Linked DNA regions of Homo sapiens: regions 2 and 3 are each linked to region 1. Evidence: chromatin loops called from intact Hi-C (ENCODE). Cell type or tissue: CD4-positive, alpha-beta T cell. All regions are shown on one strand. Links, peaks and the distances in the headings refer to the core of each region. The heading gives the core; the rest is flanking DNA.

Region 1 (8,332 bases), core at 205-8,204:
ATAATCATTCTCAGTAAACTCTCACAAGACCAAAAAACCAAACACCACATATTCTCACTCGTAGGTGGGAATTGAACAATGGGATCACGTGGACACAGGAAGGGGAACATCACACTCTGGGGACAGTTGTTGGGTGGGGGGAGGGGGGAGGGATAGCATTGGGAGATATACCTAACACTAGATGACAAGTTTGTGGGTTCAGTTCACCAGCATGGCACATGTACGCATATGTAACTAACCTGCACAATGTGCACATGTACCCTAAAACTTAAAGTATTAAAAAAAAAAAACCTGAGCCATTATTTTGGTTAAATAAATGACACATGAAAACCTGGAATTTTATTTCATAAGATAAAGTGTTTTAAAACTTTAACATACTTGATAGGCTTCCCAAAATCAAATTTTAGCTTCAAAATTCTTTCTGATCCCTAACATTAGAATTCTATGGAGGGCCCCTGGAGCATCCAAAATTAAGGTAAGCAAGGTTATTATTTGACATGTTCAGTTACTTAGGATTGTCAAACTAAAAATAAAGCTTAATCCTTTCCAGGTTATATTTTAGTTAACAGTGTTAACACATATTTTTAAATCATGTGAGTCTTCCAGAATTCAAATGCTTAAGTATATTTTATTAATCATAATTAGGGTTACTATGGTAAGTTATAAATCACAGAAATGACCAAATTTATTTGTCAGTTATGTTTTTTAATGTGAATATCCTAAAACATTCTGTCACTTACCGAAAATTGTTGCCTTGTTTTGATCCTCTAGAAAATAGAATTAATAATCAGCTACAGGACTTTGACAGGAACTTGTGATTTGTTTTTCTCTGTATTTTAGACTAACTCTCTTTATTCTGAGAGCCAGTCAGTGATCTCTGACTGCAGCTCAGAACAGACAAAAGGGACGGGTAATATAAAAATGTAGATCAATATTCTAATTCTGGGCAATTATCTTACAAATCCTGCCAGGTGATGGGGGTAAATTGGATGCCCATAACCTAAAGGTTTTGTTTTTCTTTTTCTTTTTTTTTTTCCTGGGAAAATAAGGCCACAGAAGCAAACCAGGGGCAACCCAAATTCACTCAAATTTTAGCAGGCATTAATGTAGCCACTGGTTATCTGAGTACATTGGTAGCCTCAGAATTTTTGAGCTGGTATTATCCCCTTGTTTCCTTTTGATCTACGTCTTTTAACGGTCTTTTTTTTTTTTCTCACCTTCAGGCCATCAAATCTCAAATGGTAATGCTAAGAGAGCCACAAATGATGGCTCCCTCTTACTGGGTACCCTTATATAGGCCTTGTGAGAAGATCTGGCTGCCACTTTTTCCAAAACAGTGCCCCCTGTCAGCATGAAGCAGTTATTAGCACATATAATCACTATTCTAATGGCAGTTAGATGTATCTCTTCACAGGGGGAATCAACGACAGCATCCTGTCTGGAGTGGCCACTGTGAAGACTCTAGCAGAAGTGGGAGAGACACGGCTTGGGTTGCACGCCTTGTGGAGCTAGCAGAAACCAGGAACGAGTGGAAGCCCTGCCTCCTACCGAGTTGGTGGGATGGGAGCTCCATGCTCCCAGATGCAGCTGCAGCTGCCAACCATGGTTTTAGATCTACGCATCTCTGCACTTTTGGGGCCGCAGACAGCCCATTCTCCTCCCACAGGCTTAAAAGGGCCTTCTCCCACTCTCTGGCCTCTCCACACTTTTGGTTCCTGATCCAGTTTGAGAGCAAAGTTGTGGTCAAGGTCAGGAACTGCTGTAACCTGGCCAGGTGTGTGCTCAGGGAAGCACTGACACCCAGAACTCTGCCACTTTGGCCCCCTCCAGTCTCAGAGTCCCAATAAGTGCAGGAGGGGGGCTGGTGGGGAGTGAGGGCAGATTGGCATAAGCCTGAAGGTGTCCCAGAACATGAACATCCTGGGACACGTTGATGGTGGGAGGCAGGCAGGCTCCTGGGAAGAAAGCAGTGAGTCCCTGGTGAAACCCCACCTTCAAGCCAGGAATGATCTGAAGTGAAACCTGGGAATTGATTGGTTAACTCCAGGTACAGACCACAACCTGAATTAAGAAATTATGTTGCCTTTTCTTGGTTTACAGATGGCTGCCTATACACAAATCAACATGCACTTTCTCCTTTCTGAGCCCATAAACACCCCAGACTCAAACAGACACTGGGATAACCTGCCTGTGGGAAGCAGCTATCCACTGCAGGCCTCCTCTCCATTGAGACACGGACAGTCATCAGAATGATCTGCTTGTGGAAAACCATCCACTTTGGGTCTCCTGAGAGCTGTTCTGTCACTCAATGAAGGCAGACCAGGAGTGTCTGCCTTTCTCATCCTCCAGTTGTCCATGTACCCATGGGGGCAAGAACCTGCATTCTTCCTGGATGTAGGACAAGAATTGAGACCTGTTAAATGGGGGGACTAAAAAAGCTGCAACACAACTAGGGCTGAAACACGCACCCTTGCTTGCTATGTTGCAGGCAATAAGGAGAGAAGAGCTGTGGTCTTCTGCAGAGCTGGGACCTAGGGCTTCCTCAAGTCAGGGCTGTGACACCCTATTTGGGACTCTGGTTTCTGGCATCTCCAAGCTCTTGGGAACCACCACCACATTTCCATCGTCCAGATGTGGGTGCCTGCAGCAGAAACTGTGTGTGGTACATTTTGTCTAGCTACAACATCAGACAGAGCTGGCATATTATATATGCATATATATATGAATATTATATATATATATAAGATATGGCATATTATATTGTATGTATAATATAATATAAAGCCCTCAGATGGTACAGAGAACGTCCTAAAAGGGGCCCACACACAGATAAAATTCTGATTGTCATATGCACAGCCAGCCTTCATTTAAAATTGTCATCCTTCCACAGGAACACAGCCCACTGTGGAAATTATGAATCTTACAACTGTAGTCAATCAGAAGTTGGAAAATTGACTGTTGTAGGTGGAGCTGGGCCTCAGGTGGATTGGTGACTCTCAGACCTTCATTAAGTGCACCTGGAATGCTGTGAATCCATTAGGTGGACACAGTCCCCAAGATGGATTTAAGCTCTTATGCATTGATCAAGTCCACTATTGAGAAAGTGACATGTATGCTTGAACCCAATACAGGAAGTCTTGACTCTCAGACCTACAACCTGGACACATGTGAAATTGATTGTTAATCTGATTTCTGAACCTACTGGCAGGTGTGATTGTGACATACGCATCTGCCCAGCATGTGTTTTGACTATTTTTTCTGTGCCAAGCCTACATATAATATTTTGACATATCAGTGGACTTAGTACTTAGATTACATTTCTTTCTTTCTTTCTTCTCTTTCTTTCTTTCTTTCTTCTTTCTTTCTTTCTTTCTTTCTTTCTTTCTTTCTTTCTTTCTTTCTTTCTTTCTTTCTTTCTTTCTGCTTTGGCATCCCTCAAGGTGCATTAGAACATATCACTGGGTCAAACACCCAGGTGACGTAACACTTCTGTCTTAACCCTGCCTACAGGACCCATTGTGACATTCCTCTATACCTATCAAACAAGTTAGGTGACTCTCCTCTTCTGCTGGGTCTCTGCTCAAACGGGGCAGTGTGACATATCATTGGATCCAGCACCTAGCTGTTGTGACTAATTTTTTTATTGTTCCATCACGGGAGAGACTGTGAAATATCACTAGTCTAAACACCAAAATGGCACTATTCTTTTGCCTTGGTCCTAAATTCTAAAGACATTGCAACATATTGCTAAACCCAGTACTAAGTGGATATAAGTCTCCTGTCTGAAACCTGCCCACAGGGGGCATTAAAACACATCTTTAGGCCTATCAACTCTTTCATGTGAATCTTCTTTCTTACCTCAACTTTGCCCATATGGGAGATTGTAATATATCTCTGGGTCCATCAACTTTTTATGTGACTCTTCTGTCTCGTGTTCTCCCTGCCCACAGGGATTATTGTGACATATATCCAGGCCCATCACCTGATTATGTCTCTCCTCCTTTTGCTGGGATTTACCCACAGTTGGGATTGTAACATATAACTTATCTAAACACCTACCCACTGTGGTGATTCTGAGACATAACTTGGTTCAGCCATGAAGTTATGTGACTCTCCTCCTCTTTCTGAGTCCTTTGCATGGCAAGCATTGTGATAAATTTCTGAGTCCTTCATGTAAATTTTGTTAATCTTCTCTCTGGGCCCTTCTCTCAGGGATGGTTGCAATATATTGCTGCACCCAGCAATTAGTTCATGTGACTCTTCTCTATTGCTTAACCTTCCCATAAAAGGGATTGTGGCCTATCACTGGGTCCAATGCCTAGTTGGTGCAATTGCCTTCATCTGCCCTGCCCACAGCGGTATTATGACATATCATTTTGTTCCTCACCTAGGTGATGTGACTCTCTACTGCATAAACCCTGCCAAACAGGGAGGTTGTAACATATCACTAGACCCAGAACTTAAGTGACAGTATTAGCGTTCTCTAAAAGGTCAGAACCAACAAGATAGATGTGTATATGAAGGGGAGTTTGTTAGGAGTATTGGCTCACACAGTCACAAGGGGAAGTCTCACAATAGGCCGTCTGCAAGCTAAGCAGCAGGAAAGCCAGTCCAAGTCACAGAACCTCAAAAGTAGGGAAGCTAACAGTGCAGCCTTCAGTCTGTGGCTAAAGGCCTGAGAGCCTCTAGCAAACCAGTAATTTAATTCCAGGAGTTGAAAGTCTGAAGAACTTGGAGTCTGATGTTCAGGCAGGAAGCATCCAAGAAGAGAGAAAGGCAAAGACTGGAAGACTCAACAAGCCAAATCCTTCTAACTTCTGCCTGCTTTTATTCTAGTCATGCTGGCAGCTGATTAGATGGTGTCCACCCAGATTGAGGATAGGTCTGCCTCTTCCAGTGCACTGACTCAAATACTAATCTCATTTGGCAACGCCTTCACAGAAACACCCAGGATCAATACTTTTCACCCCTCAATTCAATCATATTGACATTCAGTATTAACCATCACAGTGACATAACTCTCTTTTTATCCTGCGTCCCATATTTTGATTATTTTGACATGTTTCTGAGCCAATCTCCTAGAAGATAAAAGACTCTGCCTTGGCCATGCCACAGAGGGTCTTGTGATGTATCCCTGTACCCATCTACCCAGCACCTGACTGATACAACTCTACTGTCTGGGCTTAGCCCACATATGACATTCCTTTATTTTCCTTTTTTTTCTTTTTTGAGATGGAGTCTCACTCTGTCTCCAAGCTGGAGTGCAGTGGTGTGGTCTTGGCTCACTGCAACCTCTGACTTCCCGGTTCAAGCAATTCTCCTGCCTCAGCCTCCCTAGTAGTTGGGATTACAGACATGTGCCAACCTGCCCAGCTAATTTTTTGTTTGTTTGTTACAGACGGGGTTTTACCATGTTGGCCAGGGTGGTCTCGATCTCCTGACCTTGTGACTCAGCCACCTCAGCCTCCCAAAATGCTGGGGTTACAGGTGTGAGCCCCAACATCTGGCCCACATATGGTATTCTTATAGATCACTGGACAGAGCACCTAGAATATATGACTGTATTCTACATTGGTGCTATTCACAGACGGCATTTTTATATATTGATGAGCACCACACCCAGATTATGTGACTCTCCTGCCTGTTCTCTGTACACATGGGCCAGTGTGACATATTGCTAGGTTCAACTTCCAGGTAATGTAATTCTGCTCCCTGGTTCTGCCTACAGGGGATATTGAAAGATGTGTCACCCACCAAGTTAGTGATGTGACGTTCTTTTTTCTGCCTGGTTCCTGCTTAGACTGGAGATTTTCATTTACTGCTGAACCTAGAATCTAGATGATGTGATTCTTCTATTCTTTATAGGTTCTGTCCCCAAAGAAGATTGTGACATACTGACAACACCAAGGTGATTACTGTTTTGTCTTGGCCCTTCCCTTAGAAGGCATTGTTACATATTGCTGGCCACGTAAGCAAAATGATATGAGCCCCTTTCTAGACAATGCACACATGTGACATTTTAACATACCTCTAGGCACATCAACTATTTGATGTGACTCTCCCCTCTTATCTAGGCTTTGCCCATAGTTGTGATTGTGACATATTTATGGACCCAGCATCTAGTTAACATGACTCTCCACTCCAGCATAAGCCGTGTTCACAAAAGAAACATCACTGAGCTCAGCACACAGGTGATGTGACTCCTCTGCCTGGTTCTGGATCACAGAAGTCATGACCTATCTTTGGGCCAATAACCTACAAGATATGACCCCTTGCTTCTTTCTGGGGCCTCTTCATAGTGGAGTTTGTAACATACTGGTTGATGTAATATCGACATAATGTGACTCTCCTCTTATGCCTGGGCCATGCCCACTATGGTGATTGTGGCATACATTTGGACCCAGCCACTAAGTTATGTGATTCTTTTTTTTCTCTTCGAGCCCAACCCACAAAAGCCACTGTGACATATCTCTGAGACTCTCACATACATGATGTGACTTTCTCACCTGGATTCTCCCTTCATGGGGTATTGTGACATATTGCTGGACCCGACACCTAGATGATGTGACTCTCCTATATAACTTGGGCCCCACATTCATTGTGTATTTTGACATATTCCTGGGACTTATCCCTAGGTGGTGCAACCTTATTGCATGGGTGTGGTTCACAGAGATATTATGATATATCACTGTGGCTCTCCTCTCTTATCTGTGCTGACTAAAAAAAGGAATTGTGACATACAAGTAAACCCAGCACCTAGATGTGACTCTCCTGTTTTACTTGGATCATGTATATTTTGCATATTGTGTCATATTGCTATACTAGACACTTTGGGAATGGGAGGCTCTTTCCTGAGCCCTGTGACATATCTCTGCATTCATGACTTAGGTTATGTGACTCACCTTTTCTACATTCACCATATCCACAGGAAATATTGTCACATTTTGTTGGGTCCAGCAACCAAGTAATTTGTCTCTCCTGCTTTTGTCCTGTTTTCAGAAAAGGTTTGTAAAATATTCTTGTCTGAGCACCCAGAAGATATAACTCTCCTTGCTGGTCCCTGTCCTAAGCAAAAATTGTAACATATCCCTGGCCCAGCGCCTAGAGAGCGTGACTCACCTGAGATTGTAAGATATACCTCAACACAGGTAAAATGATGACTCTCAAGCCTTGAACCATCAAAAACAAGAGACACTGTCTCTCATGGCAAGGCTTAGGGATACACTAATTTGTGTACAAAACTCATAGGGGATTACTACTCTCTCATATATCACGTAAATCCCTTGTGTAGTGCAGAGAGTAACCAGATGCAACACACAGGTAAGAGCTCATTTCTTATATGCCCACTCTGCCTACTGTTAGAATTACTGACCCACAAATGGACACAGCTCATAGGTGAGGTCATAAATCTCACATGTAGGTGCAGTCCAAGGGGGAAATTGCAACTATCATGTGTGTACATTTGTCTACTTTTGTGGTGAATCATTTCTAAAACCAGTTTATAAAAATGTGAGGAAATGTGAGGAAATGTGTGGACTCTCAAATCCAGATGCAGTAAATGGAAACGATGTTGACTGTCATAATCGGTATTAGAGCCACAGGTATAACCATGGATGCACATAAGCACAAACGTCCCAGAGTAGATTGGAATAATTATGCATATTCCATAAACCCCTTGAGTGGTACAAAGAGTGTCTTAATAGAAACCAGTGAAAAAGTAAAGAGTGTGATACTTGTATGCACAGCCACCAGACTGTAAAGATTGTCATCTTTTCAGGTGAACACAGCTCACTATTGAGGTTTGAATCTCATATCCAGGGAAACTGAAAGTTGCAAAATTGACTCCCATAAGTAGATTTGGTCCACAGGTGTGTTGGTGACTCTTAGACAAATATTCAGCACTGCTGTGAGGTTGTGACTCCAATAAGGGGAAACAGTGCACAGGTGAGATTGTGGTTCACATGCATGAATCCAGTCCATCGTCCAGTTTGTGATTTGTGTACTTACAGCCGACATACAGGAGGTGTTGACTCTCATACTTCAAACCAGGACATGTGTGGGATTTTAAAAATCTTATCATTAAACCTTCCTGCAGGTATGATAGTGACATGTGCTTTTCCCCAGCACCTGAGTAATTTGACTCTTCTGTCTGGGCTCCACCCACAGATGAGTTTGTGTCATATCACAGGATGCAGCATCCAGGTGATATGACTCTAGTCTCCTGCCTTAGCACTATTTAAGGGGGCATTGTAAACTATCACTTGGCTTTGCACGCAGGTGATGTGCCTTGGTACTGACCATGTAAGTCATTGTGACATGCACCCAAAGTATA
Region 2 (8,332 bases), core at 118-8,117, 52 kb before region 1:
TTATATTGTCTCAGAGCTGGACCAAGCAATATGACACAGTGGCCCATGGTGGCAAGACCAGGCAGGAGACTTACATTATCTGGGTGTGGAATGCAGAGATATGTCAAAATTCCACCAGTGAAGAGCACCAAGGCAGGAGAGGAGACTCATATCAACTAAAGAGTAAGCCCAGTGGTATGTCACAATGTCCTTTGTGGGCAATACCAACGAATAAAAACAGAGTCACATCCCCGAAGTGCTGGGCTCAGCGATTTGAAGCAAAACCATCTGTGGGCTTAGCCCACACAGGACACTCAAATCACTAAGGTGCTAGACAGAAGCATGTCACAATGGTACCTGCAGGAGGCTTTAAGTGATGGTACTAATGATCCCACAAATGTCTTGATTTCATGCATGAGGGTGAATTTTCTTGTATGTTGGATCTAAGTATACTAGTCACAATCTCAATAGTGGACTTAATCTGGCCATAAAAGCCTCAACCTCTCCTGCAGACTTTGTCTCCTTCAGGGAGCCACAGCCACACACAGCACACACAGTGTGCTGAATTTTTGTTTGAGGGTGACCAACCTAACCATGGACTGGAATGATGTATGAGAGTAAGTTTTTAAACTTTTGACTGCCTTTTGACTGCAAACTTTTGGCTGTTAGATATAAAACCTCATCAATGGGCCGCGTTCCCGTGGGAGAATGAAAATCTTTGCTGTTGGCTGGATGTGCATATGAATGCACAATTCCACCTGTGTGCTGGGTTCCATAAACTTTCTACACTATCTGAAAGCTTTATACAATATAAATGAGAGTCTGGGCTGGGTGCAGTGGCTCGTGCCTGTAATCCCAGCACTTTGGGAGGTCGAAGTGGATGGATCACCTGAGGTCAGTAGTTCAAGACCAGCCTGGCCATCATGGTGAAACTCCATCTCTACTAAACATACCAAAATTTAGCTAGGTGTAGTGTTGGGTGCCTGCAATCCCAACTACTCAGAAGGCTGAGACAGGAGAATCACTTGAACCCGGGAGGCAGAGGTTGCAGTGAGCCAAGATCATACCATTGCACCCGAGCCTGGGCAACAAGATTGAAACTCTGTCCTGAAAGAAAAGAAAAAATAAAAAAGAGTCTCGATGTGTTCTGAAGCCTTTTTACTGGTATGGACACATAAACTCAGCTGTGTCCAGCACAGATATGAGAGTCAACGTCTCTCCAATTGACTCGGTCCTCTCTCCAATTGACTTGGTCCAAATAAGAGGGTCTTTACCTGCCTGTGAGCTGGGTTTAGAAATAGGTTATATTTCAACTGTGGCTATATGTTCACATATGACAGTCACAGTTTTAACTGTGGACTCTTTCTGCATGTGATATTCAGAACCCCCACAATGGATTGTGAGAATGACTATTATAATGCCAACTTTATCAGTTGGCAATGTGCAAACATAAGAAACCCGATTGTGGCCAGGTGCAGTGGCTCACATCTGTAATCTCAGCACTTTGGGAGGCTGAGGCTGGCAGAGCATCTGAGTTCAGGAGTTTGAGACCAGCCTGGCCAATATGGTAAAACCCCGCCTCTACTAAAAATCCAAAAAAAAAAAAAAAAAAAAAAAAAAAAAAAAAATTAGCCAGGCATTTTGGTGTATGGCTGCAATCCCAGCTACTTGCAAAGCTGAGGCAGGAGAATCACTTGCAACATGGGAGTCAGAGTTTGCAGTGACCTGAGGTCACACCATTGCACTCTAGCCTGGGTGATAAGAGTGAAACTCCATCTCAAAAAGGAAAAGAAAATAAAAGAAAAAACACAATCTCAACTACGCACCAGGATTCATGATGACACTCTCTGTACCAAATAAGAACTTTATACTACGTACTAGAGAGTGGTAATCTTCTATGACCTTCATATATACATGCTCTCTGGTTATTTTCCAGACTTGTTGACCTCTCTTCATAGTGTTATTGGTCTCCATATTTCCATTTTCTTTCCTCAGTGGCTGATACTGATTAATCAGTAATCTCAGAACCTGTTTGGCATGTAGCATGCAGCATATGAGAATAAGTGTCTATTGTCAGTTCTGGGTCTAGCGTACCTTTAACTGTAGCAGTTTCTATGTGACCGACTACATTTACAACATAAGCTGAATTACAGACAATGTTGGTAGGATCTGCAGCTGTGAGCTGTAAAATCTGAATGACTGCAGTTAGCACTGAGAATTGAGCTGAAGCCCCAGAGGGCATTATTGTTTGAGTATGTTTAGGTCCATAGAGAGTGGCACGACCTTTAGAAGAGCCATCAGTAAAATAAGTCTGTCCACCTGGAATAGGCTTGTGATGAGTAATCACAGGAAGAATGAAAGAATGGAATTCATAAAACTACAAAATTTTGTCTGAGGGATAATGAAAGCAAAGGTTTCTGCAGGTGTAGCTGGGAGGCATGCCATTGCTAAAGCATTTGTTCTACAAGCTGCAACTCCAAATTCTGCCTCTTTGGCCAACTGCCATGGGAAATTTAGTGAAGAGTCTCCTGGCAGGGTTTAACCTTTCTTTCCAGTTATTGATATTGGGTTAGGGTTTCCTTGTAGGAATTTCTCTAAATATTTTCCACTCTGATGTCCCATGTCCTTCAACATTTTAAATCCTAGGTTATCAAAGTTTTCATTTGTAAGTCTCATATCCCATGCTGTAAGTAAGTCTTGACCCCATAAATTGATAGCTATATTTGCAACATAAGGCTGAAAAGTACACCATTGTCCGTCTGGACCAGGAAAAGGTAAAATCTCAGCACTCTGTTAAACACTTTGAGCTGTTCCTACTCCCGCTAAGGATGTAGAAGTTAATTGTAATGGCCAGGATGGGGGCCGATTGTCTTTAGATATTATTGACACATCAACTCCCGTATCCATAAGCCCCCAAATTTATTTCCTTTAATTTGCACTACACAGGTGGGCCTATCAGAGGCTATCGGTTGGGATGGATAGATTTCCCATGTAGTTGTGCTGCTAAACCGTTTATTCTCTTGTTTCTCCTTTCATGGAGGAGGGTGTAATTTGCAGGGAATAAACAATAATTGAGCAACATATTCTCCTGGTTCAAAAACCCAAAGATCTTGTTGTTGTACCCAAGCGAGTTAGAGGAACACCACACTTTGAGACAAATTTAAGAGTCCTTTATTAGCCAGTGAGAGAGAGACGGCTAACGTTTGGAATTCTCTTGGCCCCGAGGAAAAGGCTTGCTTTTCCTTTATACTTTGGTTTAGGAAGGGGAGGGGAGCTCAGTTGCAACAATTCTACAGAAGTGAAAACATGCGAAAAACTTAAAAAGACAAATGGTTACAGGGAAGACAACAGTTCCAGGTGCAGGGGCTCTAAATCTATCATAAGATGTTAGGTATGGGGGCTCTGCCAGACAGAAACTCAAGGCGTTATGGTGTTATCTCTTGAGCAAAATCCTGGGAACTTTGTACATTGCTTGCTTCAGTACCTTATCAGTTAATTGGACTCTTTGATATGTTGAGAGTCAGCTTACACAAGTGAACTCCTTGAGGAAGGGGGTGGGTAAGGAGTCCTTGACGTCTTGTAAATGAAGGAGCCAAATGGAGTTCATCAGGCTTTCTCAGCCAAGGGAGAGCTTATACATGTGGAAACAAGGCTAGGTGATTAAGGGAGAAAGGGAGAGTCTAAAAGCAAGGTTAGTAAAAACAAGGTTAGGTATTACATCGTGACATTAAAACTACTTGAATTTCTCCTTCATAATGAGAGTCAACAACTCCTGGGGGTACAGTATTGCCCTGTAAATTAAGATGGCTTTTGCCTAAAATTAGTCCCATACATCCTGTTGTTGAAGGTCCCCAAATGCCAGTGGAAATCTTGTTGGGTTTCTCTCGTCCCACTAATGTTACCCATTCTCTGACCAGGACATGTAATCCTACACTTCCTGGTCTTCCTGGGGTGAGGAAATCAATGTTTCTCCTGGGAACCATTCCTGAAATGGTGTTGTGGTCTGAACTGGGAATGCTCTCATTGTTTGAATGACCTTGGTCCAGGCCCCCATCTCATTCCCCAACAGCGGATGCCATTCTGTTGCAATCTTGAGTGGAACTTATTAGCCCAGTTGTTATAGCAACGGCAAAGTCCTGGAATTTTTCCAGTGGGTGGGACACTCCATTTTAAGTCTCTTTCTGTCCTCAGATCTGGCAGCATTCCTTTTTAAACTGTCCAGCTTTTCCACAATTATAATATTTTCCCATTTTAGGGTTTGTTCCTTGACTCCTTTTGTGTTTGGATTTCATGAGTTCTTGGTTTTAATGACTTCAAGAATGAAGACACAGACCCTCACAGTGAGTGTTACAATTCTTAAAGATGCTGTGTCTGGAGTGTGTTCCTGCAGATGTTCAGATGTGTCCAGAGTTTCTTCCTTCTGATGGGTTCTTGGTCTTCCTGACTTCAGGAGTGAAACCACAGACCTTTGCAGTGAGTGTTACAGCTGTTAAAGTTGGCACAGCCAGAGTTGTTTTTTCCTCTGTGGGTTTGTGGTCTCGCTGGCTTCAGGAGTGAAGCTGCAGACCTTTGTGGTTAGTGTTACAGTTCATAAAGGTGACACAGACCCAAAGAGTGAGCAACAGCAAGATTTATTGCAAAGAGTGAAAGAACAAGCCTCTACAGTGTGGAAGGAGACCCAAGCATGTTGCCGCTGCTGGCTCGGGTGGCCAGCTTTTATTCCCTTATTTTCCACTCCCACCCCACATCCCACTGATTGGTCCATTTTACAGAGCACTGATTGATCCATTTTACAGAGTGCTGATTAGTCTATCTTGACAGAGTGCTGATTGGTGCCTTTACAAACCTTTAGCTAGACACAGAGCACTGATTGTTGCATTTACTATCCTTTAGCTAGACAGTCCCCTACCCAATTAGCTAGACACAGAATGCCAATTGGTACATTTACAAGCTTTAGCTAGACACAGAGTGCTGACTGGTGCATTTACAATCCCTTAGCTAGACAGAAAATTTATCCAAGTCCCCACTGAACCCAGAAGCCCAGCCAGATTCACATATCAATCCCCCCTCTAAAGAGGACACTACAACTGTTGTTGGGAATTTGGCCAATAAGAGTTCTAGCTACTTCTTGCTGGATAGGGATGAAGAAGGGGTCCTGCAGTTGTAGTGTCCACCAGAGGGGAACTCTTTAGGCCAGTGGAAGGGCCAGTGGGACAGTCCAGGGGTTCTCAGTAGAAGTTGTTAGTTGAACTCATTTGGGTTTCCATTTTGAAAGACCATCTGTAGCTGTGATGGCCTCAATTCTAGAGGAAACAAATTTGAAAAGAAGCTTAAAAATACAGGTCCCAAAGCCTGGTAACAGCAAGATATCTGCCACGGAACCTAGAAAGGGGATAAAGCCATGCTGTCCAACTCCAGAGGCTGATATAAGAGTTTGAAAGGTGTTTTCTGATTTCAGAAGCCTTTTCCTGTAAATGTCAGGTGGCATCTCCTACTATCCCTGACTGGTTCGTGTAAAAACAACACTCTTCCCCTAAGAAGGTGCAGAGTCCTCGTTTCTCAGCAGTGAGGAGGTCTAGGCCTCAGTGGTTTTGGAGAGTCACTGTTGCCGAAGAGTCTATTTGGGATTGTAGAGTAAGGATAGATTTTGTTATTTTTTGCAAACTGTCTGAGAAATCCTTTGAGAGTGTGTGGTAGTAGGATAATGAAGTAGATAAACTGGCTATTCTGGTTCCTGTAGCAGTGGTCATTCCTAACACTATAAGTAGGGGTATTGGTTATATGGCTCTGTGCTGACAGACTTGAACTTTCAGGGACACTGATAGGGTCTGATTTCCATAAGATGAGAAGTTAGGATAATATATGTCACACTGTTAACTTTTAGCAAACTGTACTTTTGTTGAAAACCTTGTAAGTGTGGGATTTTAATTATTCTTTGCCATTAATAAGACCTCATTCATTCCATATTAACTTAAAATTGGTATAGATGGCTCCTTCCTGATTCTGTATGTACTTTAAGTTTTGGCTGAGTGCAAACAGGTCACATGTTTGAGCAGACCAATTATTGGGCAATTTTCCTATCTCTGCTTCTACAAGAGTTTTCTTATCACTTACTTGTGTCTTTTTTTTTTTTTAATTGCCTAGGAGGAATCATCTATCATCCTGTCCTGAAGGGAGTTCCTCCTATGTCTGGTCGGATTTTCCGATGTAGATACCCTGTCAGGAAGCCTGCTGGGTTAAGAATTTTTGATAGGAAGGCTATAGGTCATCAGTGGCCTCAGTACTTTTGGGCTATGCCCTTGTTTTCACTGACAACAAGGTCGTATTGGAGTGTTAGAGTTACAGAGAAAACCTTCAATTATCAATTATAGGTTTTAAATTTACCCTGGCTTTTAAACGAATAGGGTAGACTGTTTTTTCTTTACTACTTCTATTTCTTTCTCTCTCTTTGACTCCTTTCTCCTTTGTCTCTTCCTCTCTTTTCTTCTCTGCTTGACTTTCTGTCTCTCTGTCTCTTTCTCTCTATCTCCTTTTCTTTGACTTCCTATCTTTCTCTTTCTCTCTATCTTTGTCTCTCCCTCTCTCTGATTTTCTGTCTCTTTCTCTCTTTCCTTCTTTGACTTTGTCTTTCTCTTTCTCTCTGCTGGTCTTCTCCTGCCCCTGCCAGCTTCTTATGCTGCTGTTCTCTCCTCTCCTTCCCCTTATTGATGGCTTTGGCAGTGTAAGACTGCCACCTCCTTGGGTTTTTGCACTGAGTGCAATAACTCCATGATTTAATTGTGTTATTTAATGGGGGTTCTCACAGAGGTTAGGAACTCCTTTTCTTTCCATATTGCAGCATGGGCATGTAGGATTAGATAAGCGTACTTGCTATCTGTATTCACATTTATTCTTTTTCCCTTTCCCACTTCTAAGGCTTGGGTAAGTGCCGCTAGTTCTGTTAACTGGGCCTTGGTCCTGGGGGGAAGAGGCTTACTTTCAAGTACAGTTACATCACTAACTATGACATAACCCGTCTTTCAAATCTCATTTTCCACAAATGAATTTCCATCGCTATATATGTTAAGGTCAGGATTAGCCAAGGGGTATTCTAAGAGATCATCTCAGGTGGCAAAAATCTGGACTTCAACCTGTTGACAGCCATGCTCGACCAACTCCCCATCCTCTGCGAGAACACTGTGAGCCACTGCAGGGCTGAAGGCTGCATACATATGCACTTGAAACACCCATCCCTCAAGGAGTAGTACCTGGTGGTTGTCTGATAGTCACAAACTTCCTTTGGCACCTAGTATGCCATTTACATTATGAGTAGTCCAGACAGTGAGATACTTTCCTTGTATTATTTTGATAGCCTCTGATACTAAGACAGCCACTGCCACTACTACCTGTAAACAGTGAGGCCAGCCTTTTTCTACTATATCAATCTCCTTACTTAGGTATGCCACTGGTTGTGGGGTTGTCCCATGAGTCTGAGTAAGGACGCCAAGAGCTATTCCTGCTCTCTCTATGACATATAAAGAAAAGTTTCATCTTGTGAGAAGGCTTGAGACTGGGGCTTGAGTTTATTCCTTCCAATGCCCAGATTTCAGGGTTTATTCCCTCCTCAACAGAGGATGACAAATGGGTAACTTGTTCCCCATATTCATGTAGATAACACCTCTAGCTTTGGCTAATATATCCCTCCCTAGTAAGGGTGTGGGACTTTCAGACATGACAGGATAGGCAAGTGAAAAGAGCAAAGTCTCCCAATTACAACTGAGGAGGTTACAGAAATACTTGGTTACAGGCTGTCCCAGAATTCCTCAGATGGTAACAGACCTTGAGGACAGTCATCCAGGACAGGAGATTAACACTGAGAAGGCCATGCCAGTGTCCAGGAGGAATTCAATTTCCTGGCCCTCAATGGTTAAACATACCCAGGGCTCAGTGAAGGTGATGACATGAGCTGGTGCTTACCCCAGGCACCCTCACTCCTGTTGTTGGACCATCTGGTTGAGGGACACATGACCCAGATGACCTTTGTCCTCAAGGGCAGTGCAGCTTCCAGTGATTGTCTTGGTATAGTGGACATAGATCAGGGGGTGGCTCGTTTTTCACTGGACAACCTTTTTTAAAATGTCCTTGCAAATCACACTTGTAAAAGGCCTACAGGGTGATTGGCCTGCTCCATTTTCTGTCCTCTCTGAACCACCAAGGTTTGTTTGTCAGAGGGCCATGACTAAGGCTGTGACCTTTCTCTGATCTCAATTTTCCTTTTGAGCCTAATTCTCTTGGTCCCTATTATAGAATACTGAGGTTGTCAGGTTTAATAGTGCCTCCAGATTTTGTTCAGGGCCCAGGGCTTGCTTTTGCA
Region 3 (8,332 bases), core at 118-8,117, 100 kb after region 1:
TCATCATTTTTTATGGCTGCATAATATCCCATGGTGTGTATGTGCCCCATTTTCTTAATCCAGTCTATCATTGTTGGGCATTTGGGTTGGTTCCAAGTCTTTGCTATTGTGAATAGTGCCGCAATAAATGTACGTGTGCATATGTCTTTATAGCAGCATGATTTATAGTCCTTTGGGTATATACCCAGTAATGGGATGGCTGGGTCAAATGGTATTTCTAGTTCTAGATCCCTGAGAAATCACCAAACTGACTTCGACAATGGTTGAACTAGTTTACAGTCCCACCAACAGTGTTAGTCCATTTACATTTAAAGTTAATATTATTATGTGTGAATTTGATCCTGTCATTATGATGTTAGCTGGTTATTTTGCTCGTTAGTTGATGCAGTTTCTTCCTAGCTTTGAAGGTCTTTACAATTTGGCATGGTTTTGCAGTGGCTGATACCGGTTTTTCCTTTCCATGTTTAGTGCTTCCTTCAGGAGCTCTTTTAGAGCAGTAATCTCTCAGCATTTGCTTGTCTGTAAAGTATTTTATTTCTCCTTCACTTAAGAAGCTTAGTTTGGCTGGATATGAAATTCTGGATTGAAAATTCTTTTCTTTAAGAATGTTGAATATTGGCCCCCACTCTCTTCTGGCTTGCAGAGTTTCTGCCAAGACATCAGCTGTTAGTCTGATGGGCTTCCCTTTGTGGGTAACCTGACCTTTCTCTCTGGCTGCCCTTAACATTTTTTCCATCATGTCAACTTTGGTGAATCTGACAATTATGTGTCTTGGAGTTGCTCTTCTTCAGGAGTATCTTCATGGCATTCTCTGTATTTCCTGAATCTGAATGTTGGCCTACCTTGCTAGATTGGCGAAGTTCTCCTGCAGAGTGTTTTCCAACTTGGTTCCATTCTCCGCATCACTTTCAGGTACACCAATGAGACGTAGATTTGGTCTTTTCACATAGTCCCATATTTCTTGGAGGCTTTGTTCGTTTCTTTGTATTCTTTTTTCTCTAAACTTCCCTTCTTGCTTCATTTCATTCATTTCATCTTCCATCACTGATACCCTTTCTTCCAGTTGATTGCATCAGCTCCTGAGGCTTCCTCATTCTTCACGTAGTTCTCAAGCCTTGGCTTTCAGCTCCATCAGCTCTTTTAAGCACTTCTCTGTATTGGTTATTCTAGTTATACATTCGTCTAAATTTTTTTCAAAGTTTTCAACTTCTTTGCCTTTGATTTGAATTTCCTCCTGTAGCTCGAAGTAGTTTGATCGTCTGAAGCCTTCTTCTCTCAACTCGTCAAAATCATTCTCCATCCAGCTTTGTTCCATTGCTGGTGAAGAATTGCGTTCCTTTGGAGGAGGAGAGGCGCTCTGCTTTTTAGAGTTTCCAGTTTTTCTGCTGTGTTTTTTCCCCATCTTCGTGGGTTTAACTACTTTTGGTCTTTGATGATGGTGATGTACAGATGGGTTTTTGGTGTGGATGTCCTTTCTGTTTGTTAGTTTTCCTTCTAACAGACAGGACCCTCAGCTGCAGGTCTGTTGGAGTTTTCTAGAGGACCACTCCAGATCCCGTTTGCCTGGGTATCAGCAGCGGTGGCTGCAGAACAGCAGATTTTCATGAACCACGAATGCTGCTGTCTGATGGCTCCTCTGGAAGTTTTGTCTCAGAGGAGTACCTGGCCATGTGAGGTGTCAGTCTGCCCCTACTGGGGGGGTGCCCCCCAGTTAGGCTGCTCGGGACCCCCAATTTGTTTGTGTATCTCAGGGTGAGTTTGTGCCATTTTCTGTTAGCCTTATTGGTCTCTGTGTCTGTGGTGCACTTCATTCATCAGCGTCTGTGTTTGTTTGCATTTTTTACTTGTCTCTCCATCTATTTCTCTGATTTTGTTACATTTTACATTTTAAGTTTCATTATATTTTCCATTCACATATTATACATGCACAACTATATGGCAGACCATGTTATTTTAAAACATGCATACAATATACCAAATAATGGTATTTATTCATCTCCTCTAATGTTCCTCGTGATTAGAACCCTAGGAATTCTCTCTTCTATTTAGAAATATATAATGCATTGTTATTAAAAATAGTGACCCTGCTGTGCAATGGAATACCATTGCTTCTTTTTTTTCAATTTAACTACTTTTTTTGTATTTATTTACCAACTTCTTCCTATCCCTACATTTCTAATTCTTTCTAGACCCCCATAACCACTATTCTTCCCTATAATTCTATGAGAAAATTTTTTAGATTCCACATATAGGTCAGATAATGTGTTATTTTTATTCCTACACCTAGGTTATTTTGCTTAGTTACATGTAAAGGAATATACATGGTATGTGGCATGGCAAATGATAAAAGTTCATTTTTAATAGATATATACTATTTCATTGTGTGTGTGTGTACATATACCACATTTTAAATTCATTTGTCTGTTTATGAACATCCAGGTTTAATATTGTATTGTTCATGGTGAATAGTGCTGTAATAAACAAAAAAGAGCAAATATTTATTTGACATGCTAATTTTCTTTCCCTTGCCTACATACTCAGTGGTGCAGATTGTTCAGTCATGTGGAAACTTTCATGTAAATTTTTTAGAGATCTACAGAATGTCTTCCATACTGATTCTACTAATTTACATTCCATCCAAGAGGATGTTTTGTGCAGTTCCCCACTTTTCTTTTCTCCACATCCCTGGCAATACTTGTTATTCTTTTGCAATTTTTAGTTATATCCATTATTATTCTAATAGATTCACTGAGCTGAAAGGACTTGTCATATTTTCTTATGGGTTTTCCTGGCATTTCTCCAATAAAAATTATGTTGAACTTTTATTTAGAAATGTGTTGGAAGTATCTGTGTCATTTTTGGAGAAATGTCTATTTACATCTTTTGAACATTTTTAATTAGAAAATTTTTGGCTATTGTTTCTTATTTGTTCTGGATACTAAGTTTTTTTCTTTTTTTTCCTTTTGTTTTGGAGATGGAGTCTTACTCTGTCACCCAGGCTGGAGTGCAGTGATGCAACCTTGGCTCACGGCAACCTCTGCTTCCCAGATCAAACGATTCTCCTACCTCAGCCTCCTGAGTAGCTGGGATTACAGGTGTGTGCCACCACACCCACATAATTTTTGTATTTTTAGTAGAGATGGGGTTTCACCAGGCTGGGCTGAAACTTCTGAATTCATGATCTGCCTGCCTATTTTTCATGTGAATTTTGTACTCTACATATTTACTGAATTTGTTTATTAGTTCTAATAGTTTTTTAAATGGATTATTTATGGTTTTCTATGTAAGATGAAGTTATCTGCATACAAGGGATGTGTAGCTTCTTCCCTTCTATCCAGATATCCCTAGTATTTTCTCTCATTTACATAACTGCTGTGGCTCAGACTTCTAGTATTATGTTGAATAGATGTAATGAAAATGCCCTCTCTTGACTTCTTTCAGACCTTAGCAAAAGCTTGCAACTTTTTCCCATTCAGTATGATGTTAGCTGTAAATTTGTCATATATAATTTTCACTGTGTTCAGATGAATTTTTTAAACATAACTCTTGACAGTTTTTATCATGAAGCAATGTTAAATTTTCCCAAATGCTTTTTCATTGATGGGGTTCAATTAGGTTGATAGGGAAAATATTAAAGATAGTTATAGTAATAGTCAAAAACTGTCTTCAAAGGCCTGAGAGTTTGCATACCTTCAGAATGCTCAGCTGAAGGCAGCCAGGGTCTCTTTGCAAGAGCCAGAAAGATTAGGGTGCAGTACCAATGAATGTGGAAAGCTTATTTTACTAACCTGTTTAGTTATATGGGCTTATGACTAACCTTTGTCCTACCTCAAGTACTTTACTGCCTCCAACTCAGGGGGTCGGCAGAAGTTTATTACCCACAAATGGTGTTTGCTTTAGGCCTCAGAACCTAGCTTTTAATCTTTATCTTCTAGCGGTGTTTACTCACAATTTTTGTTAATTCGCCTTACTGAATAAATGTGACCTTTACCTGCAGATCAGGGCCGAGTCACAACCGTTTACAGAACGCAGCTTGGAGCCTGTAAGTGGCTTGGGCCTTCAGCTAGACTGGCAGAGCAGAATATCTGTGTGTCAGTGTACGTTTATTCTTCTGTTGCCAAATCAGAGGTCTGCAGGAACAGACTCCCTGCATCTAGTGTCTCTGCAAAAGGAGCACTGCCTCAAATGGGGACCTGCGTGAGGACCTGTGTCAGGGGTCTGCAAAAACAAACCCCCACACTTGGAGCCCCACTTGCACTTGTGGCAAGCTGCAAAAGAAGTGTGGGGACTGTTCTCATGAGGAAAGCTGTGAAGGAAGCATGAAGTAAATGCAATAGATCCCTTAAAAACAAAGGTGAAAAAAGGAACCATGTGGTCAAGCAAGTGAGTAATTAATCAGTAAGTCATTGTTGCTCACTCAAGGTTACCAAGTTCTTGGGGAAGTTGAGTCAAGCTGAGATTTCATCATGGGACACAGTTACCAGCTCAACAGAAACAATATATAAAAGTGTTGAAATAGTTGCTTAAGGCTACCATAACATCAGTTTTGCAGACTCATTAAGGGACATAATGCAAACTGTTGTGATCCCAAGCCCATGGTTCCCAGAAGAAGGAATGCTAAATGTAGAACTGTGGGAACAAGTGAGAAGTCTTAAACAACAACAGGTGCAAAGGCAGCAGGCCCCAGTGTGTCTGGAATTTATTCCTTCTTGTGGGTTCTTGATCTCACTGACTTCAAGAATAAAGCCACGGACCTCGTGGTGAGTGTTACAGCTCTTAAATGTGGCCTATCCAGAGTTTGTTCCTTCTAGTGGGTTTGTGGTCTCAATGACTTCAGGAATGAAGTTGCAGACCCTCATGGTGAGTGTTAACAGCTGCTAAAGTTGGCATGTCTGGAATTTTTGTTCCTCCTGGTGTGTTCATTGTCTTGCTGACCTCAGGAATGAAGCCGCAGACCGTCGCAGTGAATGTTACAGCTCATAAAGGTAATGCAGACTCAAAGAGTGAGCAGCAGCAAGATGTATTGTGAAGAGTGAAAGAACAAAGCTTCCACAGCGTGAAAGGGGGCAAAGTGGGTTGCTGCTGCTGGCTGGGGTGGCCAGCTTTTATTCCATTATTTTTCCCTGCCGATGTCCTACTGATTGGTCTATTTAACAGAGGGCTGAATGCTGAGTTTGCTCTCCTTTAGCTAAACACAAAGTGCTGATTGGTGCATTTTTATAGAGTGCTGATTGCTGTGTTTACAATCCTCTAACTGGACAGAAAATTCTCCAAGTCCCCACTTGACCCAGGAAGTCCAGCTGACTTCACTTCTCAATGCCCTGTCTAAACAGGAAACCCCAGCTGCTGTTGGGAATTGGGTGGTGACCACTCTAGATAGGATAGGGGCAAGAAGGGGCCCTGCAGTTGTAGTGTCGTCCAGAGGGGAACTCTTTAGTCCAATCAAAGGGCCAGTGAGTAGGTCCAAGGGTCCTTGGTAGAAGTTGTTACTTGAGCTCATTTGGAGTTCCATTTGTAAGATCATCATATCTTGATGTCCTCGATCCTAGAGGAAATAAATGTGACAACAAGGTTAAAAATACAGCATCCAAAGGCAAGTAATAGCAAGATGGCTGTCATGGTTACATAGAAAGGGGAGAAGCCATGTCACCCAGCTCCAGAGGTTGGTATAAGAGTTTGAAAGGTGTTGTCTGATTTCAGAAGACATTTCCTTTAAATGTCAGGTGGCATCTCATACTATCCCTGACTGGTTAGTGTAAAAACAACACTCTTCCCCTAAGAAGGTACAGAGTCCTCCTTTCTCAGCAGTGAGGAGGTCTGGGCAGGAGTTTTGGAGAGTCACTGCTGCCAAAGAGTCTATTTGGGATTGTAGATTAAGGAGAGATTCTGTTATTTCTTGTAAACTCTCTGAGAAATCCTTTGAGAGTGTGTGGTTGTAGGACAATGAAGTAGATATACCAGCTATTCCAGTTCCTGTAGCAGTGGCCATTTCTAACCCTATAAGTAGGGGTATTAGTTGTATGGCCCTGCACTGATGGACTTGAGCTTTGAGGGGCACTGATAGGATCAGATTCCATGAGATTAAAAGTTAGGATAATACATGTTACACTGGTAACTTATAGCAAACTTTACTTTTGTTGAACATCTTGTAAGTTTGGGATTTTAATTTTTATTTGCTATTAATATGACTCGTTCAGTCCATATTAACTTAGAATTTGTATAGATGGCTCCTTCCTGATTCTGTAAGTACTTTAAGGTTTGGCTGAGTACAAACAACTTGTATGTTTGAGCAGACCAATTGTTAGGCAATTTTCCTAACTCTACTTCTACAAGAGTTTCCTTATAGTTTACTGAATACCCATTGTGTCTTTTTTCCTTAATCACTCAGGAGAAACTACCTATCATCTTGTCCTAAAGGGAGTTCTTCCTAGGTCTAGTCAGACCTTTGTATGGTAATTAATTAAGATTTAGATCCCCTGTTAAGAAACCTGCTGGGTTAAGGATTTTTGATAGGAAGGCTATGGGTTGTCAGTGGCCTCAGTGCTTTTGGGCTACGCCCTTGTTTACACAGACAACAAGGTGGTGTTGGACTATTATAGGGTCACTAAGAAGACCTTCAATTATGAATTATAGGTTTTAAATATACCCTGGCTTTTAAAGGAATAGTGTACACTGTTGTTTTCTTTATTACTTCTATCTCTCTCTTTTTCTGTCTTTGATTCCTTCTTTGTCTCTTTCTGACTCCCTCTTTGTTCTCTTCCTCTCTCTCTTTGTCTCTCTCTTTCTTTCTCTCTCTCTTTCTGTCTTTATTTATCTTCCTCTCTCTGTCTCTGTCTTTGACTCCTCCTTTTTCTCTGTCTCTTCCTCTGTCTGTCTCTCTCTCTTTTCTCTTTCTCTCTTTCCTTTCTGCTGGTTTTTCTCTGTTGCTGCCAGACACTTATGCTGCTGTTCTCCCCTCTCCTTCCCCTTTTGATGGCTTTGGCAGTGTAAGACTGCCACCTCCTTGGGTTTTTGCCCTGTGTGCAATAACTCCATGGTTTCCTTTTGATATTTAGTGGGGGTTCCCCCAGAGGTTAGGAACTCCCTTTCTTTCCATATTGCAGCATGGGCATGTAAGATTAGATAAGCATACTTACTATCTCTAGCAAAGTCTCCCAATTACAACTGAGGAGGGGGAAGAAATACCTTGTTACAGGCCATCCCAGGATTCCTCAGATAGTAACAGACCTTGAGGACAGCTGTCCGGGACAGGAAATTAATACTGAGAAAGCTGCACCAGTGTCCATGAGGAAGTCAATTTCCTGGCTCTCAATGGTTAAAATTCCCCAGGGCTCAGTGAAAGTGATGAAATGAGCTGGTGCTTGCTCCAGGCACCCTCAGTCCTGTTGTTGGATCATCTGGTTGGGGGCTCCTGGCCCAGAGAACCTTTGTCCTCTAGGGCAGTGCACCTTCCAGTGATTGCCTTGGCATAGTGGACATGGCTGAGGGGGCTGCTTGTTTCTTGTTGGAAACCTTTTTTAAGGTGTCCTTGCAAACCACACTGGTAACAAGCACTACCAGGTGATTGGCCTGCTCCATTTTCTGTCCTCTCTGAACCACCAAAGTTTGTCTGAGGGCCATGACTAAGGCTGCGGACTTTCTGTAAACTTGCTTTTCCTTTTTGGCCTTTTCCTCTTGGTCCCTATTATAAAACACCAAGGTTGCCAGGTTTAATAATGCCTCCAGATTTTGTTGAGGGCCCAGGGGTCACTTTTGGAGCTTTCTTCTCATATCTGCAGCTGATTGGGTAATAAACTCATCTTTTAGCATCAATTGACAATTGAGTGAGTCGGGTGACAGGGCAGTATATTTTCTTAAGGCCTCCATAGCCACACAAGGAAGACAGAAGGATTTTCTTCCTTTCCCTGAATTATGGTGGACATCATTGAATAATTCATGGGGTTTTTCCTCATTCTCCTTAGTCTTTCTAGAACACATGTCAGCAGATGTTTACAACTCCAGTCCCTATGATCTGAGTCAAGGTCTCAGTGGTGATTCATACTGGGATGGCTTGCTGACCAGTAGGGAATTTGTCCCTTTCTTTGGCTGTCATTCTATCATTTATTTGACAAAGATACCAGATATCTCCAAACTCTTGGACTGCAGCTAAAGCTGCATTCTTTTAATTAAAGGCCAGTGTTTGATCTAACAATAGCATGACAACTCTTTTAGTGAGGTCAAAGGTTTGGCCTAGATCCTATAGGATATCTATGTACCTATGAGAATCATCTGAAAACATTCCCAGGTCTGCCTTTTTCTGCCTTAAATCAGAGAGGGAGAAGGGGACATGTAA

The links. A loop is a pair of places that touch in the nucleus more often than their neighbours do. Peaks named below come from ENCODE experiments on the same cell type or tissue, not always from the same donor. Only the 100,000 strongest peaks of a DNase experiment are listed, where the experiment ranks them.
Region 2: it touches region 1 in a loop (2.2-fold over the local background); 8 of 110 quality-filtered maps call a loop at or near these places.
Region 3: a loop joins it to region 1, with 2.2 times the contacts of the local background. A loop is called at or near these places in 4 of 110 quality-filtered maps.

Annotation. Positions count from the first base shown.
Region 1 is chrY:21,069,469-21,077,800 of GRCh38, forward strand. No RefSeq gene overlaps it. Among named protein-coding and RNA genes, the nearest start is that of RPS4Y2, 320 kb to the left of the region's middle. In CD4-positive, alpha-beta T cell, for the core only: no CTCF peak of the experiment used is centred there; a DNase peak (open chromatin) is centred at 3,813.
Region 2 is chrY:21,017,995-21,026,326 of GRCh38, forward strand. No RefSeq gene overlaps it. Among named protein-coding and RNA genes, the nearest start is that of RPS4Y2, 270 kb to the left of the region's middle. In CD4-positive, alpha-beta T cell, for the core only: no CTCF peak of the experiment used is centred there; a DNase peak (open chromatin) is centred at 4,517.
Region 3 is chrY:21,170,480-21,178,811 of GRCh38, forward strand. It overlaps LOC105377225 (a long non-coding RNA gene), which reads left to right. Exons shown (of 7, transcript XR_007068465.1): 7 at 1-2,495. Among named protein-coding and RNA genes, the nearest start is that of PRORY, 280 kb to the right of the region's middle. In CD4-positive, alpha-beta T cell, for the core only: no CTCF peak of the experiment used is centred there; a DNase peak (open chromatin) is centred at 4,452.